Regions from separate parts of the Homo sapiens genome. Here all the other regions are linked to region 4. The links are chromatin loops, found by intact Hi-C in ENCODE. Cell type or tissue: MCF 10A. All regions are shown on one strand. Region 1 overlaps SHROOM3 (shroom family member 3). Region 2 overlaps SHROOM3 (shroom family member 3). Region 3 overlaps SHROOM3 (shroom family member 3). Region 4 overlaps SHROOM3 (shroom family member 3).

The links. A loop is a pair of places that touch in the nucleus more often than their neighbours do. Peaks named below come from ENCODE experiments on the same cell type or tissue, not always from the same donor. Only the 100,000 strongest peaks of a DNase experiment are listed, where the experiment ranks them.
Region 1: it touches region 4 in a loop (4-fold over the local background); 7 of 110 quality-filtered maps call a loop at or near these places.
Region 2: it touches region 4 in a loop (3-fold over the local background); 4 of 110 quality-filtered maps call a loop at or near these places.
Region 3: it touches region 4 in a loop (4-fold over the local background); 4 of 110 quality-filtered maps call a loop at or near these places.

The regions. Positions count from the first base shown.
Region 1 is chr4:76,747,597-76,750,096 of GRCh38, reverse strand. It overlaps SHROOM3 (shroom family member 3), which reads right to left. Exons shown (of 11, transcript NM_020859.4): 6 at 1,007-1,080. All of the region lies in intron 1 of SHROOM3-AS1 (SHROOM3 antisense RNA 1), which reads left to right. Among named protein-coding and RNA genes, the nearest start is that of SHROOM3-AS1, 54 kb to the left of the region's middle. In MCF 10A, a CTCF peak has its summit at 1,189 (motif pointing right); a DNase peak (open chromatin) is centred at 1,206.
Region 2 is chr4:76,516,108-76,518,607 of GRCh38, reverse strand. The region is part of intron 1 of SHROOM3 (shroom family member 3); the gene reads right to left. Among named protein-coding and RNA genes, the nearest start is that of MIR4450, 56 kb to the left of the region's middle. In MCF 10A, no CTCF peak of the experiment used is centred here; no DNase peak of the experiment used is centred here.
Region 3 is chr4:76,732,409-76,734,908 of GRCh38, reverse strand. The region is part of intron 4 of SHROOM3 (shroom family member 3); the gene reads right to left. All of the region lies in intron 2 of SHROOM3-AS1 (SHROOM3 antisense RNA 1), which reads left to right. Among named protein-coding and RNA genes, the nearest start is that of SHROOM3-AS1, 69 kb to the left of the region's middle. In MCF 10A, a CTCF peak has its summit at 1,251 (motif pointing right); a DNase peak (open chromatin) is centred at 1,278.
Region 4 is chr4:76,638,337-76,640,836 of GRCh38, reverse strand. The region is part of intron 2 of SHROOM3 (shroom family member 3); the gene reads right to left. All of the region lies in intron 2 of LOC105377290 (a long non-coding RNA gene), which reads left to right. Among named protein-coding and RNA genes, the nearest start is that of MIR548AH, 64 kb to the right of the region's middle. In MCF 10A, no CTCF peak of the experiment used is centred here; DNase peaks (open chromatin) are centred at 406 and 1,356.

The DNA.
Region 1 (2,500 bases), 110 kb before region 4:
TAGAAAGCAGGTAATTAATACCTACTTCCTGACCATGTTGGCTGCTTCTACTTGACAGAATTAGGTTGTGTTATTAAGAAGGTGAATGTAGAAACAATGATTGAATGAAATGTAAGAAAAATTAAGGAAATGGCTTAAAAACGTAGAAAGGAGTAGGTAGGGTGTAGGTGTATTATCATTAGTAATAATAGATTATAGTAGATAACTCTGTAATGCTGCATTAAAACTACATACAGAGTACATGGTTCAGAGAATACCCTTTCTGAAAATTTCTACTTATTAAGTCCCATGTGAACAGTTCAAAATTTTAAATTCTAAAAAAGTGCTCATTTTACTTTTCTACCCAGGATATATGATTTTGATGGCATTTTAAAAAAACGACTTTCCTCTGTTTTCCATCCCCACATGTATAAAGTTATGATTTTGAGCTTTATTTTTCACCTCCGATGCTTACAGTTTGCCTTCCTCTGTGAAGCTGTTCATGAAATGCCCGTTCTTCCCTAGCACTGTGGTCACCAGATGTGATGCTCTGCACACAGAGCTGGATGAGATCAGCCACACAGGAGGCCCCATTTGTGAAAGCCATGGGGCACGCTCAAGAATAGCACCTCCATTAATTATTCTGTTGTCAAACTGGTTAGCCAAATCAACCTTGTCCTCAGTAGCACATGTTCAAAACCTATTTTGAACAAGTGTCATTCTTAAAGAAAATCATTTCTAAATGGAAAATAAAAAGTTCTCCATGCTAAATGACGAGTTAATGGGTGCAGCACACCAACATGGCACATGTATACATATGTAACAAACCTGCACGTTGTGCACATGTACCCTAAAACTTAAAGTATAATAATAAAACTAAAAAAAAAAGTTATCCATGGCCTAGACAAATCAAAAAAGCATGTGACACTATATGACATCACATTTCAATTTCTTGTAGAAAGGAACAAGAGTAGTTTAACACCAGCAGCATTCATATGCAGAGAGCATCATAAGTACATGTACATACCTAGATCCAGGACCAGCCAAATAACATGGATCCTTCACAAGACCAAAGCCACTGTCTTGCCCCAAAAGCACATCCTTGAAACACAAGAAAGGCACAGCATTACTGCCAATAAACGGGTGTTTAAATTTACCAAGAGGGTGGAGGTAAAAAGGAGAAGGAACACCTATTTACTGGCAACCTACTATTGTCAGGCCACGTGGTGGCACTCTTACATAATCCCATGGCATCGATGCAGGAGATAAGCCGAAGATTTAAAAAAAAAAAAAAAAAAAAAAAGCAGAGTCAGAATTTGAACTTCAGTCTGTCTCACCAGGTGCCTCCTCTAACAAGGATGTTTCCTAACTAAGAGAAGTCTCCTAACGATTATCTCTGGAGTTCAAAACAACTGCTAAACTTGAAATAGGATAACGAAGACAATGAATTCAATGGGCCAAACTTTTCAAATGGCAATAGGGAAATATGAGAGATGACGGGAAAGGACAGTCTATTACATTTTGCAAAAATCTCAAATGTTCCTAGTTACAATTAGTGAAGATATGAATTTGGATTGTAATCGGGTGCAATAAATTCTAGGAAAAAGTTCACTCACATGTGAGATCAATAACTCTGGGGCCTTTTCAGGGGTAGTTGTTTTTGTTTTAATGAGGGTATATACTGGAGTCCTGAAAGGGTTGTCAGTTTTTGATAGTATACAGTTTGGTCCCTGTGATCAGGTCCATGATGAAGATGATGATGTTGCCATTGATGATAATATATTAAACTCCCAATTATTTATGACAGGAGACAGGCAAAAACCAGAAAAATTAAATCCATATATAATCTCTAACTTAATTTCAGTAATTTATTTTGCCATTTAACCCTGCCCAATGGGTTAACTGCTCTTCACCCCGTTCCTCATTGTTTTTGTTTAGTGGTTGAGAAACTAATAAGCAATAGAAAGGGTCAAAGGTGGGAGCAGGCAGAAGAAACAAACCCCTGAACATTATTAATAATTGCAGCTACCGGTACTGGGTATTTACTGTGTGCCAGACACTCTGCTAAGTACCTTGCACCAACAAATTATATGCCTGGAATATTAGGCACTTGACTTTTTTTTTGTAACTTAATCTTTATAACAATTGGAAGCAGGGTATGTAATTGCAGCTCAGCAAGGTGACATATCTTGCCCACAGTTAAGTAAGTGGAGAAACTATGATTCAAGCCATGATCTCTTCAAAGCCCAAGGTCTTGCCATGGAATCTTTATAGGTTGAATGGCAGCTGGGCTGGATGTAATCAGACTTGAATGGCTTGAGAAAAATGAATTCCATGTGTTCTGATTCACTCAAATATCACTGTAGGGAATGAGAATTCCTGCTCTCCATGAAATTTATGGTCCTTTAAAAGTCTTTTCCCACCATTTTTCCCTATGTTGACAAGAATGTGCTACTTTGCCAATAATTAATTGGAAAAGCCTAGGTCCCATGTGAGCGCCTAACCCAGTAAAGTATAAATA
Region 2 (2,500 bases), 120 kb after region 4:
TTATTTAACACAGGCAGGCAGGCAGGCAGGCAAGCAGGCAAGAAGGAAGGAAGGAAGGAAGAAGGTAGGAAGGAAGGAAGGTAGGAAGGAAGGAAAGAAGGAAGGAAGGAAGGCAGGCAGGCAGACAGGCAAAAAGGAAGGAGGGGGGAGGGGAAAGAAAATGAAATAAAACCCTGTCCATTAATGAGAACACTCTGTTTTTGCCTCTGTCTTTCAAAGACATGGGGAAAATGATCTCATTCAACCACAACAAAGATTTATGGAGTGCATATTAGGTGCCAGATGCTGATATGGAGTGGAGGACACTACGAATGAATAAATGTAGTCCCTGCTCTTGGGGGGTTAAATGCCTAAAGAATTATAGAGGTTTGAACCTCCCCAAAATGTCTGTCTTTCCCCCTATTTATCAGAAGTTGAGATAATTTGATATTTTATATGATTCTTAAGAGTCAAGCTCTCACCCTCCACTAGGAATACACACACACATACACACACACAACCAAAATAATCATCTTGCAATTTCTGAGGGTTGACAGATATTTCCTTATAACTTAAATAAATCTCTCATTTTAAAAGCTGTCCCTCTGGACTAAAAAAAATCTGATTTAGAAACTTTACCACAGTCAATTCATATCATTTACTTTGTAAGGAAAAAGTCTTCATGTTCCTCTTCTATATGCAGCCCTTGCTCTGCTGCAGCCGCAATATCCCGGTGAGGCTACCGGGAGGTCATTCAATCCACTTCCTTTCCACGGGGAATGGCTGGGAAGCTTTGGTTAAATGAGTGGTCCAAGGTCACATGGTAACAAATTCTGGCCCAGAGTCCTAATCTGAAAACCCTAGTCTTTTCCTCTCTCTGCTAGCATACACAGGCCCTCATTGGTCTGAGAATTAGCAGAACAGAACCCATATTGTTGAAGAAATTTTCAAATAATCAGCCACTGACTACAGCCCTAACATCCCCTTTATATATATATATATATATACCAAACAAACAAACAAAAACCCTAAGCAACTCAATCAGGAGAAATTCTTTTTAAGTTTCATTTACATGGATAAGAATCCTAAATCTTACCTATCTAGCACATCATGTCAAAAAACTACAAGTTAACCAAGCAAGAATTCTGTGAAACTACCTGGTCAGACCAGCAGAGCTGAGAACAGTGCCCTGGGCATGCAGGGTTAGGGATGTTCTGTATTTGGGATGCCCTGTACTTGCGATGCAGTGTTACCACCTGGGATAGGGAGGAAGTGAGCCTTTTTTAGACACTGTATCTTTGATAGTCCAGGTGATTTGCCTACACCCATCCAATGCCAACTGCATGTAAACTGGGGTGACTTGTTAGTTCCTGGATGACAAGGGTATGACCCAAGATGGGCAGACACACGGACTCTTTCTCACCAGGGCCTCTGGCAGACATTTTCCATGTATCAAAGCTCAAAGCAAAGTTCTTTTACAGCAAAGAAGACCAAGCAGTTGTCACTGAGAAGAAACCTGATTGCTCTCCTTGCAATGATCCTTTCAGCACTAAATATCTAATCCCATTGTAAGACTGAGAAAGTCACCAAGTGTGTTGTATTGCAGCAGGAAATCTATTTGAAGACAGTTTTAATAACAAGATAAATAGAAGTTCCAAAGGGTAGGAAAGGATTTCCTTAAGTGAGAACATAAATAACTCATCATTAAAATCTGGGTATGATGGAAGCTTGGCTGAAAGCAAGACTCTGGATTGGCTAGCTCAGAGGGAGTTCTCAAACCTCCCTGTAAAACTTTTTCACAGATTTCCTGTTCATGAGACTTGGGGTGGGATTGGAGGTAGCAGCTATAATTTATGAAAGGATCCAGGATCAGAAACTTAGAAAATCAGATCTGGAGACCCAACTTAAGTGTAGTTATTGGCTAGACTGTCCTCAGGGACTGCCCTGGTGATGTACACCAGGACTTTGTGTTTCTGTAATGTGCTTATTGCATAATATCTATTAGCTGGTGATTTTGGTTCCTTTTTTTTTTCTAAATCATGCTCCTGTTTTCATATATTATGAGCAAAGTGCTGTTATCTGAGAGTATCAGCTGACTCAGACCATTCAGTTCAGGGATTCCTCTAGGCTCCTGAGTAGGGGCTTAGATAGGGCAAATTCTGATGGTCTTACAAGGGAACCCCAGTCCTTCATGTCATAAGAGCATCTCTGCCTATAGCTTCATCTGATCTCAACACAGAGAACTAATAAGGTAGGGACATGGCATGATTTGGACTTCAGGAATATTACTTTCCTAGTTGGAAGGATGGATAATAGGAGCAATATTACAGTCTAGAAAACATGTTACAAAGATATTGCAATTGACCAGGCTAGAGAGAAAGAGGAACTGAACAGGAGAAATGACGGAGAAGAGATATACATTTGAGTAATAGTAGGAGGTAAAGTCAGTATCCTTGGTCATTCACTAACCATAGTGGGTGAAGGAGCAGAAAGACTCTGTGGTGACTTCAAAGAAGGATCA
Region 3 (2,500 bases), 94 kb before region 4:
GCATCTCTTCTCTCCTTTATGCCTGTTACCCTGCTTTATTTTCTTCACAGCACTTACCACTACTTGACATTATATCATATCCCTTTGGTTATGTGAAAGAGACTTTGACTGTATCTATAATATTTAAAGAACTGAAGTGAACATAAAATGCTTTTTAATTCTGTGGTAGATGTATGTATTTTTATAATATCATTCTATTTTGTGTGTTTAAAATACTTTTAAACACAGGTATCTACCAGGTACGGTGGCTCACGCCTGTAATCCCAGCACTTTGGGAGGCTGAGGCGGGAGGATCGCTTGAGCCCAGAATGTCAATGTTGGAGTTAGCCTTGATCGCATCACTGCACCCCAGCCTGGGCAACACAGTGAGACCCATCTCAAAAAAAAAAAAAAAAGTATTTTTAAAATATTTAAAACATAGAGCACAAAATAAGTGTATGAAAACATTTCCTAAAGTGTGCTCACAGAACACTAATTCCTTAGATGATTAAATATGTTTGGAAAATATTGAGCTAAATAAGCTAAACAATTTTATTTACTGCAAGATTTCTGAGTCTTTTATAAACTATTGTTCTCCCAAACCATTTTTCATGTGTTGTTCTAAAAGAGAAATATATAATTTAACTAAGAGATGTTTTCTAAACTTACTTGATCTCAGAAACTTTTTTTTCTAAGAAGTATCTAGTGGATTGTTATTCCACGGAACACATTTTGGGAAACAAATAATTGTGGTGCAGGGGGCTTTTTATGCCTTGTTCACCACTGTACTCCCAATACCTACAAAGCATCTGAGACATAGTGGATGCTCATACAGATTTGTTGAATGAATGAATCACTGATTTGATACTGCTATTTCAGCCTCTTGTCAGGGGGCTAGACTACATAACTTTTCAGTCTCTTCTAAAGTACTTTAGTACTTTAGAACCACTGGGTGAGATTTCCATAGGGCAGCAAAAACAGAGTGTCAAGGGTCTGACAGAAAGCAGCTGAAATACAATTTCAGTGAAATTCCAAATCCAACCTAGCTCACAGTTAAATTACACATCTTCAGTCTCTCCATACTTCTCTTTCTCTCTCTCTCTCACCTCACTCCTGTCTCTCCCTCATCCTCTCACCCCCTCTTACGCCTGCTTCTTAACAAGAAACAGATCCATAAATTCAGGACTGAGATTGGTTTCTGGAACTTAAACTAAGGCTGTCAGAGAGATACCAGCCAACTGATGTGGCACACTGGACCACTAGATGCCACTGTGCTCCTCAGAAACACACCTGGGGCACCTCTCCACCTGCCGCTGCCAAGATCAGATCCCACAGGTGGAACTCAGCATGGGGGTCAAGCCCTCTGCCAAAGCTGCAAGCCTCAGGCATGGTTTGTTTGTGCTGCACCACAGGGTGGTTTGTGCTGCAGCAGGAGAGAATGCACACGCCTGTAACATTTTGAGTTATTTGAACTTTCCTTTCTCCTTTTGTCCCCATGCAGTGCTTTTGTGCTGATGGTCCTTATGTCAGGAGGAACAATTTTGAAGCTTCAATCAGAGAGACAGAGTGGTAGATACAGCACAAGGGCAGATCCACCTGCCTAAGCCCCTCTGGAGGCTGGGATGCAGAGGAGGAAGGAGGAGGTGCAGAAGCAAAGCCTTGAAAATACTGTACTTCTGGTGCTGACGGCCCCATTCCCCTGAGGCCTACTGGAGCTCACCATAGTTACTGTAAGCAGTCATTCTAAGTACTGATTGCAGTGCTTATCTCTGCTGAAGGGCCAGCACATTTTTTAAGTCACAGTGTGGCTTTGGATTTAGGGCTTCATAAGAAGGTTAGGAGTAAGGATGCTCAAAGGACCCCACTGTTGAAGGGCACTCTGTTAATACATACCCACCTGCATTTATAAGTGTGTGCTGGCCATTCACCCTCAAGTTCAGTACCAGGTTTCATGGTGTCCTGAAGTCTTCAGCTTAATTATTATAATCAGTCATCATTCATTGAGTGCTTACTATGTACTAAGAATTGCACATATGCTATTTTATATAATCCTCACAACAATCCAATGATGTAGGTACTAGTTATTTTACAGAAAAGGAAGCCAAGATCAAAGGTTAAATGATTTGCTCAAGCTTACACCGTAGGGGTAAGGGGAGATTTAAACCTAGGTCTGACTTAAAGGCCCAGTCCCTTACCACTATGCTATTCTTCCTTCATTGTTAGGCTCCACACACCTTACCTTCTAAAGGCCCTCAACACCTCCATGCCTGTAAAGCAAAAGTAGTCTGGCTTTGTCAAGGGTCAGGAGACACTGCTAGGAAACCTGCTCTCTGAGAACAGATGGCTCAGACGGTGAGAATAATTTCTTTCAGGGTGATTGGGAAGGACATGGGCAAGGGAGAGGAGCATCTGTAACCAGGAAGGAACCAGGACATTATCTCTTCCTGTGGCCTGAATCCTACCCTGATATGCTGAGAGAGGTTTGTCCTGTTCAATTCCATGAGCTACTGTTCATCAGTGA
Region 4 (2,500 bases):
TCTCCTTTTTTAAGCTGCAGATTCACCAGCAGCAAGGAGCTAGAGAGACACCTGGGGTGCTGGCTCCCAGTTTCAGTGAGATCATCCGGCTTTTGGGCATTTTGGCTTGCACAGCTGTATCTCCCATTCTCCATCTGTAGAACGGCAATGATGCCAACCAGCTCAGAGACAGAGCAAGGGCTGGTGAGCTCATAGCTGGAAAGGATGTACCCAAGAACAAAACAATATTATGAGGCAAAATTCTGATTTTATGGTCCCTCAATAGCAAGTCTCATACTGTTTCTGGCTTTTCTGCTTCTGTGATTTTGCCACATTACTTCCAAGGAGGAGGTCTGAATAATTAGTATGACTAGTCTTCTCAAGCACAGGCTCCCATATTTAGAATGGATTTGGCACCTGGCTGTGGCTGGCTGCTAATCAAACACGCCAGCAGGTGAGCGTGAAGAGCACCTGGCTTAAAGAAGCACTTCTGACGCGGGAGAGCATATTTTAAAGTGTCACTCAAAGCTGGATTCAATTACATGACAAGTTTGAAAAGAAATCATGTTACAAAATGAGAAAGCGATCTTTATGCTTAAAGATGCAGAAATCTTTGCAGATTACAGCTAACGACACACGTAGACACACACACAAAGACACCAATGAATTATTTCCCTCACCCCCTCACAGGGTATACAAAACAAATTCTTTGAGCGTGAACTATGGGGGTCTCTTTAGAAGAAAACTCCCCCTTTATCTGCTTGTAATAATCTGGCAGCTGACAAAAATGTTAGCAACATAACACAAGAGAGGAGCTAAAATCTAAAATAAACACCATTCAGAAAGGAAAATAGCAAAACCAATGTATAAGCAAAATTATGGTTACAAGAGTAACCATAATTACTCTCGTATTATAACTTTCTAACATAAAAGTGAACAAGCAGACATTATTTTGAGTTTTAAAAAAGAAGTTTGCAGAAATAAGATTCCTTTAGGGAAAACGTCGTCTAACCTAAAATCAGCCCAAAGGTGACTGGAAGAGGCAGTCAACATTCATTTTATTCTTGTGTGCCAAGTAAGAACTTCCCATTTACTTAACGGGGGAAGGAAGAGTAACGCTGTAGTGGTGTCTTCACATTTGCCCCTTCTCCCCAGAAAACTTTACCCAGGAATACTGGCTAATAGGAAACACAGGCCCATGAAGCCCTCACTTACATGTTTCGTTGTCTTCTTGAGTTTTGGGTCCCAAGTCTGGGAAGCATCAGAGCCAGGCAGCCGCCCTTGCTTACCACCATATCCACAACAGGCCAGCAATGAGATTGGCATGGGAGAGGAGGGCAGCCCAGAGGGAAGAGGAAGAGGCTCTTACTCACCACGCACTCAGAGCTGGCACTGGTTATAAAAACAATAGAACTCCCCCGTGTAGGTGCACCTCCCAGCCAACTTGCCTCACCACCAATTTGCAGCAATAGACCTTGCTGTGGGCATGAAAGGGAAGGGAGCTGGGATGTGGGGATGTGGAAGAAACCCCAAGCACTTTTTGGAGAAATATTCATTTCAGGGTGGCTTTTGTGAATCCAGAGGCTCTTCAGAGGCTATCTACCTCAACAGTAGGTAGCAGGGAGTGATACATGGGTTTATTAGGTACTCAGTAAGTGGCTGTGGATTGTTCCATTGGGGTTATTTAGAACATCCCCTTATAACTAGAGCTAGTCTACTGAGGGACACTAGCCAAAGATTGAGCAGTTGACTTGTGACTGCCTCAAGGGGACTGCCTTACCATGTCTGGGGGATAGCGATTCTCTCTCTCCCCAAAGCTCACTTCGGTATCTACACGGTTAAGGGCTTACTGGTCCGTAGGAGTTCTTGGTTGGTCTGTGTCATTCGAGACTGAATGCCCCTCCCTTCCCAAGAGGTTAGGTCACTTTTAGGGTTAGCAAAAGTTTTAGGGTCTTCAGAAGTAGTAAACAAATCACCTCTCTTGATCTGATCCGCATAGCACTCATTCCCTAGGGTCAGACTGCAGAGGTATCGGAGGAAGGAAAAGATAAGATGGGATCATTTCATTTCTATCTTGCTCTTGAATTTGCTTGAAAAATATTAGCTACCTTGCCTTATTCCTGAAGGCCATTTTAGAGCTTTGCAGATAAAGGCACAGGAAAAAATAAAAAGGAATGGTCTTCCTGGATGAATTATGCTATTTAAAGTTTTGAACCCATTTGGTCTGCTAGCTTTGTATGCCAGAAAATTAACCTTTAACTAGATCCTTTTGAAAGAATATTTTGACTAAAAAAGAAAACTTTTTGTAAAGACATGAGGTCTCACTCTTTCACTCAGGCATAATGCAGCAGTGTGATCATAGCTTACTACAGCCTTGAACTCCTAGGCGCAAGCGATCCTCCTGCCTCGCCTCCTGAGTAGCTAGAACTACAGATGTGCACCACCACATCTGGCTGATTTTTTTTTTGTTGAAACAGGGTCTTGCTATGCTGCTTACTCAAAATATTTTATATTTTTACTT